Linked DNA regions of Homo sapiens: region 2 is linked to region 1. Evidence: chromatin contacts called from ENCODE Hi-C or POLR2A ChIA-PET data. All regions are on one chromosome and are shown on one strand. Each heading gives the region's core, a stretch centred on a gene start or an enhancer-like site at or near the end of the contact. The rest is flanking DNA. Distances are from core to core; before and after follow the strand shown.

Region 1 (3,689 bases), core at 676-3,175:
CAACAAATTTTGATTGAGTCTTACTTCACGCCAACAGCTTTTCTAGATACTGAGGCTATACCAGTGTACAGAATGGAGACCCTGTCATCAGGTTATTTACTTTTAACTTGGCAACAGAGGAACAGAAAATGAACTCATAAATAAGTAAAATAAATTCAGGCATTAGTGAGCCTATAGAGGAGATAAAAGACAGTGATGTGCTAAAGAGTCATGAGAGTCACTTCAATTTCTGGTAAGATGGCAGACTAAATAGTCTCAAAATAAGCTCTTTTGTACTATCCCAACATACAATTCAGAAAGAATAGAGAGTTTTTTTGAATGCACAGCCAAACTAGCAAGAAAGTAAGGAAAATCCTAAAAATCAAAAGATAAAAACTAAACAATTATTTAGAATAATACTTCACACTGAATCTCGCTGAGGCCATCTACCAATATGGAATTGTAATGGCAACACCCAGGAGAGGAGGCGAAGATGGAGCAGAAGATGGAGCCTGTGTAAGGAGAAGCGTGAGAAGGGGAAAGTCCCATAAATTCAGGGCCCTGAAGTGCTACCCTCTCAGTGAAACTGCCTTTAAGGAGATGACGAGAGAACTGTTTCTTTGTTTTAAATCTAGGAGGAAGAAAAAAATAATTGTCTCTCTCGAGAATTCATCACCACAGCCCTGCCCTTGTGTGGGTTTGAGGTTTAAATTTATAACACCTGCATGAGCTGGGAAACCCTAAACCGAGAAATTAACACAGTAGTCCCAGTCTGGCAGTGCCTGGGCACCTGGCCAAAGCCAAAGAAAATCCTCTGCTGAGTCTGAACTGAGGGCCTTCTGAATTCCAACAGGTTTTACTTGCTCAAGTAGCTCAAACGTATTGAAAGTCATATAAGAAACATGCCACCATGATTGAGATTCAAAGAATGTTGACAGTTTTAAATGCTCATAGAATAAATGGAGAAACATCAATAATTAAAGACCTAAGTATACAACTTAATAAGTCAGGGGAAGAAGACAGAAAGAAGAAAGAAAGGAAATAAACCATAGAAATAAGTAAAAACAAGGATATAATAAAGAGAATTCAAACATATCAGAAAGTGGGTCATTGTAAGGCCTAGTTAAATAGACAAACCTTGGCAGGAATGATCAACAAAAATGGAGAGAAGGTGCGAAGAATATTAGAAAGTGAAAGGGGTACAAGACTGATATCGTAGAGAATAAGAAGAAGTTAATGTCACAGAATGAATTTATGACAGTAAATTTGAAAACGGATAAAATGGACAATTTTCTATAAAACCAAAACATAAAATTGATTGTAGAAGAAGTAGAAAACCTGAAAATGTCTATTACTATTCCAGAAATTGGATCACAATGTAAAAATCCACCCACTGAGCATACAATGAGAAAGTGCCGTGGGTAGCGGATAGGAGAAGGGTACCCTCATCTAGGCTCAAAGCCTTCCTTAACTGGTACATTTCAGCTGAAACCTGAGTGGTGAGAAGAAGTGAGCTATGCAAAGGTCTGGAGAACAAAATTCCAAATGTAAGGAAAATCAAATGCAAAGCCATCTGAGGCAGTGAGAGAAACAAAAAAGGCAGAGAGAAACGAACAGAAATAAAAGTTAAATGAAATAAAAAAAATAAAATTCTTACACTTGTAAATTCCTAAACAGCTAACATTTATTAAGTTCAAATCTGTGCAAATCATAGAGCTCTGAGTTTTATATACATGATTCCCCGTCCTCAAACATCTTTGCAAGGTAGGTTCTATTCCCATTTTGTAGAAGGGGTAGCTGAGGCTTAGTGCGGTTAAATAAAGTGGCCCACAGACACAGAGCTACTGAGTAGCAGATCCAGGACTCAAACTGGTCTGATATGTAAGCCTGAAGTTTGAACCACTTGTGCTGTGCCTGAGGAGAAAGTGCCAAAAATAAATGCCAAAGGCTGGGGCGAAGGCTTTCATGTGTGGTCACTGGTTCAGCAGCATCATCATCTCTTGGGACTTTGATAAACATGCAACTTCTCAGATTCTCAGGCCTCATCCCAGACTTGAATCAGAAACTCTGGGGGGTTGTGTCCAGTAATCTGTGTTTGTTAAAACACAGTTTTAACAAACCCCTTAGGTGATAACCTCTAGTATAGAGCAACTAGAAAGGTAGAATGTGGTGATGACAATGACACGGACCTAAGAGTTAGACAAACTGGACCCCTGGTTTGAGTCCAGCTCTGCCACTTCCTTATATACGATCTTATACATCACTTAAAATTTCTTAGCCTTGAGTCTCTTATCCATAAAATGGAGATAATTATAGTATGTACATTCAGGTTTTTGTGAGAATTAAGTAAAAACAAATGTAAATATTAGTAAATCAATGCCCTGGCACATTAAGTGTTCAATACATATTTGCTGGTATTCCTCTCTCTCATGCCTGGAGTCTGTCTTCCCTTAGCCTTTCCACAGGTACTCTGCATCCTCACTTTGCACTGGGGAAGAGGAATTAGAAAGATGGAACTATCTGGAGTCTTTAAGTCCAGGTGAAAGATGACAGTATAATATAGTAACTATACTAGAGCAATAGAAGTGGAAAAACAGAGAAGGGGAGGTCTCAAGAGTGGTGTCTAAGGAAGCATGGTTGGAGCTTGGTGCCTGATCAGATGTGGGGAAGAGCAAAACAAAGAGAGATGACTCTGGGCCTCTAGTTTGGCTGACAAGTGAACTGTGGTTCCAGTGAGAAAATAAATTTAGCTGCAAGAACAGGCTTGGGGTTATGATAATGTGTTCATATTTATATTTAGACAAGTGAGTGTGAAGGTGTGTGGGTGGCAGACAGAAAGAGAGAGAGAGAGACTGGAACTATAATATCAGTTGACAACCTGATCTTCCTTGTAATGGAAATTGCCACCTTCTTTCTGTGGGTACCAATGTGTTGTTGGAGAAGGGTGCTACTTGCCAGCCAGCAGGCCCTGCTGGTCATGCCACATTCTGTCGATACCCAGCAATCATGGCTAGGGCTAAGCACAGCCTTAACACAAGGAAGTGTCATTCAGGAGACAGACTGTGGGAAGGGAATGAAGCCATCACTAATGAATAGGCTAATAGGACTTGATGAGCAGTGAAAATCAATGAGGTACAAACTGCCTGCCTTAAAAAATGAGCAAGGTAAAAATGGAAGAATGCCAAACCACAGTTTTATCTCCAGTCTGTGCTAGTCCTCACCTACTGAAACAGAATTCACACTAATCTTGCACCATCCCTGTCATGGTCATGGGTCATGATTATGGATTATGGGTCATAGTCATCAGTTCAGTTTATCCGATTCCGTAATATTAATTATGCATCTAAGTACTGTCGGCTAAGATACATAATTTATATTAATTATGGGCTAAGTACTGTGCAAGACACAGAGACTGCAATTTTTGCTACTCTTCGTCCTCTGCATAATCATCACTATTATTTTATCGCTCAACATTACCTATAAAGTGCCAATAGATCTCTTTAGCTGCTGCCTGTCTTGCAAAATTGAATCACTGTACTCAATTAAGACTATTTGTTATTTTTATCTGTCCTCCAGCCAGCACATGCTGTGTCTGTGTCACTTTACACCATTATCTCTAGAACAGGGAGCACCCATGACATCTGAAGCTCAAACTCTCTTGAGTACAATTCTCAGGATCTCTGTGGCCAGGCTTCACACTAGGCTCATGA
Region 2 (3,689 bases), core at 603-3,102, 380 kb before region 1:
GTTATCCTGAGACTTTATTTACTCTAACCACAGTGAAACACATTCTGGTCTGGTGATCAGAGGAAAAATACAGGAAGATAAGCATAGACTCCTGCCTCCCACCCCTCCAGCCAGATTGTGTGGCACATGCTCCTCCCATGTTAAATTCATAGAGATTTTCAATACTATAAGAATTCAAGTACTCTGTTCAATTAAAGGGTGGAGCATGATCCATTTCCCAAGAATAGTAGCTTCATGACTCTATGGACAGAGCGCTTGTCTAAAGATGCAGGCTCTAGTCACTGCAGAAAATGCACTCTAACAGGTGACAATTTGAGGGCCTACCTGAGAAAGCAGCTAAAATTGCCTCTTTATTTTGGTTTCTCTGTTTGCTAAGTTGTAATTACAGCCCTGACCAACCTTAAGAGTCACTGTGACCCCCTCAGGGCTGAGTTTGCACAAAGTCTCCCTCCCATAGTACAAGGGGAGCTGCTTAGGGGGCAGGAGGCAGGGAGAGGTCCATTCCCCATGGTAGGGCTTGGGGGATGTAGTTGCCCCCTCCCTCTCCCTGTCTCTTGTTGTTCAAAAAAATGATCTTAAACTACAAAAAAAAAAAAAAAAAAAAAAAAAAAAGAAAGAAGGAAAGAAAGAAAGAAAGGAAGAAAGAAAGAAAAAGAAGTCAAAGTCACTGTGTAGGTTGGGAAGGCTGCAAACTGGTTAAGAAAAATCAGTGTGGGAATTAAAAATACTAAATTAGCTTTGCAAATATGATACTTTTCAAAATTAAGTAAACCTGCTTTTTTTAAAAAAGGTTAATCTTTAACATTTGCATTCATCATGGCCACATGTGCTCGCGCTGCTGCCTGCCTTTTGCCATCTTAATTGCAATATTCACATATAAGTAGGGTAAGTGAATGTGTGTGGGTGGAGGGTTGGGGGATGGGCTCAAGCAAATAAACATAAAACTCACTCAAGGTCCTTTTGGGCTTGACATTAATGAATGGAACAAGTGGGGAGATACTATTTTCATGACTGCACTAACTACGTGTGGTATGTAAAGTCCATATGAAAAAAAGACAAATAGGCCAGGCATGATGGCTCACGCCTGTAATACCAGCAGTTTGGGAGGCTGAGGCAGGTGGATCACCTGAGGTCAGCAGTTTGAGACCAGTTTGGCCAACATGGTGCCATCTCTACTAATAATACAAAAATTAGCTGGGACTGGTGGCAGGCACCTGTAATCCCAGCTACTCGGGAGGCTGAGGCAAGAGAATCACTTGAACCCAGGAGGAGGAGGTTGCAGTGAGCCGAGCTGGTGCCATTGCACTCCAGCCTGGGCAACAAGAGCGAAATTCCGTCTCAAAAAAAAAAAAAGAAAAGAAAAAAAAAAAGTCAAATTAGGTGTTATCTAGACAACAAACAAATTCATAGTTCAGTTTCTTTACATGGTGAGTCCTTTTTTTTTTGAAATATGCTTAAAATATCAAAGTTTGCCATATACCAAACTTTTTAAGGAATATCTCTTATTACAAAAACAAGGGCAAGTTTGTATCCAATAACATTGGTTCCCAAGCCTAGGAAAAACAGACATTTTAAAATACACTTGCCTTTTTTTAAAAAAATTAATCAAACTGTTAAAATTTCTCCCATTATGACTCCTTTTCCCCTATGTTTGTAAGGTCTTATTCTTCTCTACTTCGCTCCAAGTTCCCTTCCTCTCTGAGATCTTGGGATGTTCTTGTGAATCCTGGTCTTACCTTGGCTGGGCCCTCACTCACTTCACTCACTTCTCTGCATGCAATTCCAAAGCTATGCTGAAACTACTTGCTTATATCCTGTCTTCCCCATTAGACTGTGAACTCCAAGGGACCAAGGCCTGTGACTTATTTATTCATCTCTACGTTTCCATGTCCATTGTACAGCCCTGTGTGCAACAGGTGATCAAACAATGCCGAGTGTCCTGTCATTGGACCCTTCTGCTGTCACATCGTTAGCTGTGCATTTCTAATATGCAATATGTCTCTTCGCTTTAATCCTTGTGATTTTCCACTGGATTCTTTTGAGTTTTGATTCTGAGGTTCTTTTTTTTTTTTTTTTTTTTTTTATGAGACAAAATCTCGCTCTGTCACCCAGGCTGGAGTACACTGGCTCACTGCAACCTCCGCCTCCTGGCAATTCTCATGCCTCAGCCACCTGAGTAGCTGGGATTACAGGCACGCACCATCATGCCTGGTTAATTTTTGTATTTTTAGTGGAGAGGGGGTTTGGCCATTTTGGCCAGGCTGGTCTCAAACCCCTGGCCTCAAGTGATCCCCACCCCACCCCCTCTGCACCGCCTCCGCCTCCCAAAGTGCTGAGATTATGGGCGTGAGCCATCACATCCGGCCTGATTCTGAGGTTCTTAATTAAGAAACAGAAATCACGTCAGCTGATGTGAGGCTTACGGAAATTGGTGTGTTTGTGTGTGTGTGCATGTGTGTATGTGTGTTTATGTGTGGGTGTGGGTGGGTGGGCTGAGCATTGTCTCCCTTTCTCTTGCTTTGCTCCTAACTTCCACACCCCACCCTCACACTCTATTTTCATTCCTTCTGATTTCTCTTTTTGGAGCACATCTGAAGGTGAGAAAACTTCATTGTATTACTATATTTGTACTTGCCAAATACTATGCTGAATCCAGCTGCAATTCTTAAATGATTCTGAAGAAAGTGGTATATATCTAGTGCAAAATACATTTCCTTGTAATCTCTAACTATAAGCATCCTCTTCTAGTTTCTAAGTATGGCATGGTGTAAATAAAACTGTCTGAACTTTTTCTAGCATAAAGAAACATAGCCTAGAAATATTCCAAAGTCAGTACAAATCACCCTTTTAAGAATATCTAATGGCATGGGGAATGGTTACCAGAAGGAAAAAAAAAAAAAGCATGGTATAAAGCTAAGTAGGATTGAATTCCATTTAGGTATGTTCATTTTTTTCTCTTTCTTTCTGTGTGTGCACGTGTGTATGTAAAGATTGAAAGGTAATACATAAGAATATAAGCAAGTGCTAATTGAAATCATGGGACTTATAATTACTTTCTTCATTATACTTCTTTTCTGCATCTTCTCAATTTACCAAATTATGATGTACTTTTTAAAACAGAAAAACACACACACACACAAAACCCCTGAAAAATTCAAAAATGAAATAGAGTGCGACATTTAAAAGGAAATCTGTTTTATGTATTGTAGCCTGGGAAAAAGGGAGAGCAAAGGGACTTTTTTAAGTGTAATTTTTAAAATGAAACATTGTTTTGAAATTTGCAAGAGTAGAATAGTGTATTGAGCTTCCATTGGCTTAACCAATTAACCACACTGCCATCATCGTTTCGTTTATTTCCCCCTCCCCATTTTTCCTTCCAAGCAGTTTTGGGTTTTTTTGTTTGTTTGTTTTTAAGGATGCCAGTTATGCCTTAATTCGGTCGGATATATTTTATGTAACTCGGCTTTTTTTGTTTGTTTGTTTTCTTTCAGGATACTTTAGAGAGCCTCAAAGCTAACGTGAGACAGCATCTTGGTTCTGCAAGGACGTGTCCTTCAACCCAACGCCCCCCACCCCCACCCAACCCCAAGCAAATATCCTGTTGAAGTCTCCGTGAACAAACATCTATCAACAGAAAAGCGATATGGTATTTACTCAACTTTTCTTGTGTCCCTTGGGTCGGAGAACAG

Evidence for each region. Hi-C counts contacts between places; a loop is a spot of excess contacts on that map. ChIA-PET counts read pairs that join two places held with the same protein, here RNA polymerase II (POLR2A). Pooled maps may share reads with other maps.
Region 2: POLR2A ChIA-PET joins it to region 1 with 12 read pairs in T-cell. The contact joins the promoter of LINC02219 here to the enhancer-like site in region 1. A Hi-C loop is called at or near these places in 2 of 50 pooled maps. POLR2A ChIA-PET finds 5 or more read pairs at or near these places in 3 of 52 experiments (Caco-2, GM12878 and T-cell).

Annotation. Positions count from the first base shown.
Region 1 is chr5:67,806,786-67,810,474 of GRCh38, reverse strand. No RefSeq gene overlaps it. Among named protein-coding and RNA genes, the nearest start is that of LINC02997, 15 kb to the right of the region's middle. RefSeq lists a silencer at 601-660. Within about 2 kb of position 1,925, at least 4 of the 41 ENCODE cell types and tissues checked have a DNase peak (open chromatin) inside an H3K27ac peak, as active enhancers do.
Region 2 is chr5:68,188,039-68,191,727 of GRCh38, reverse strand. It overlaps LINC02219 (long intergenic non-protein coding RNA 2219), which reads right to left and starts at 1,852. Exons shown (of 3, transcript NR_105003.1): 1 at 1,737-1,852. RefSeq lists an enhancer at 3,442-3,689.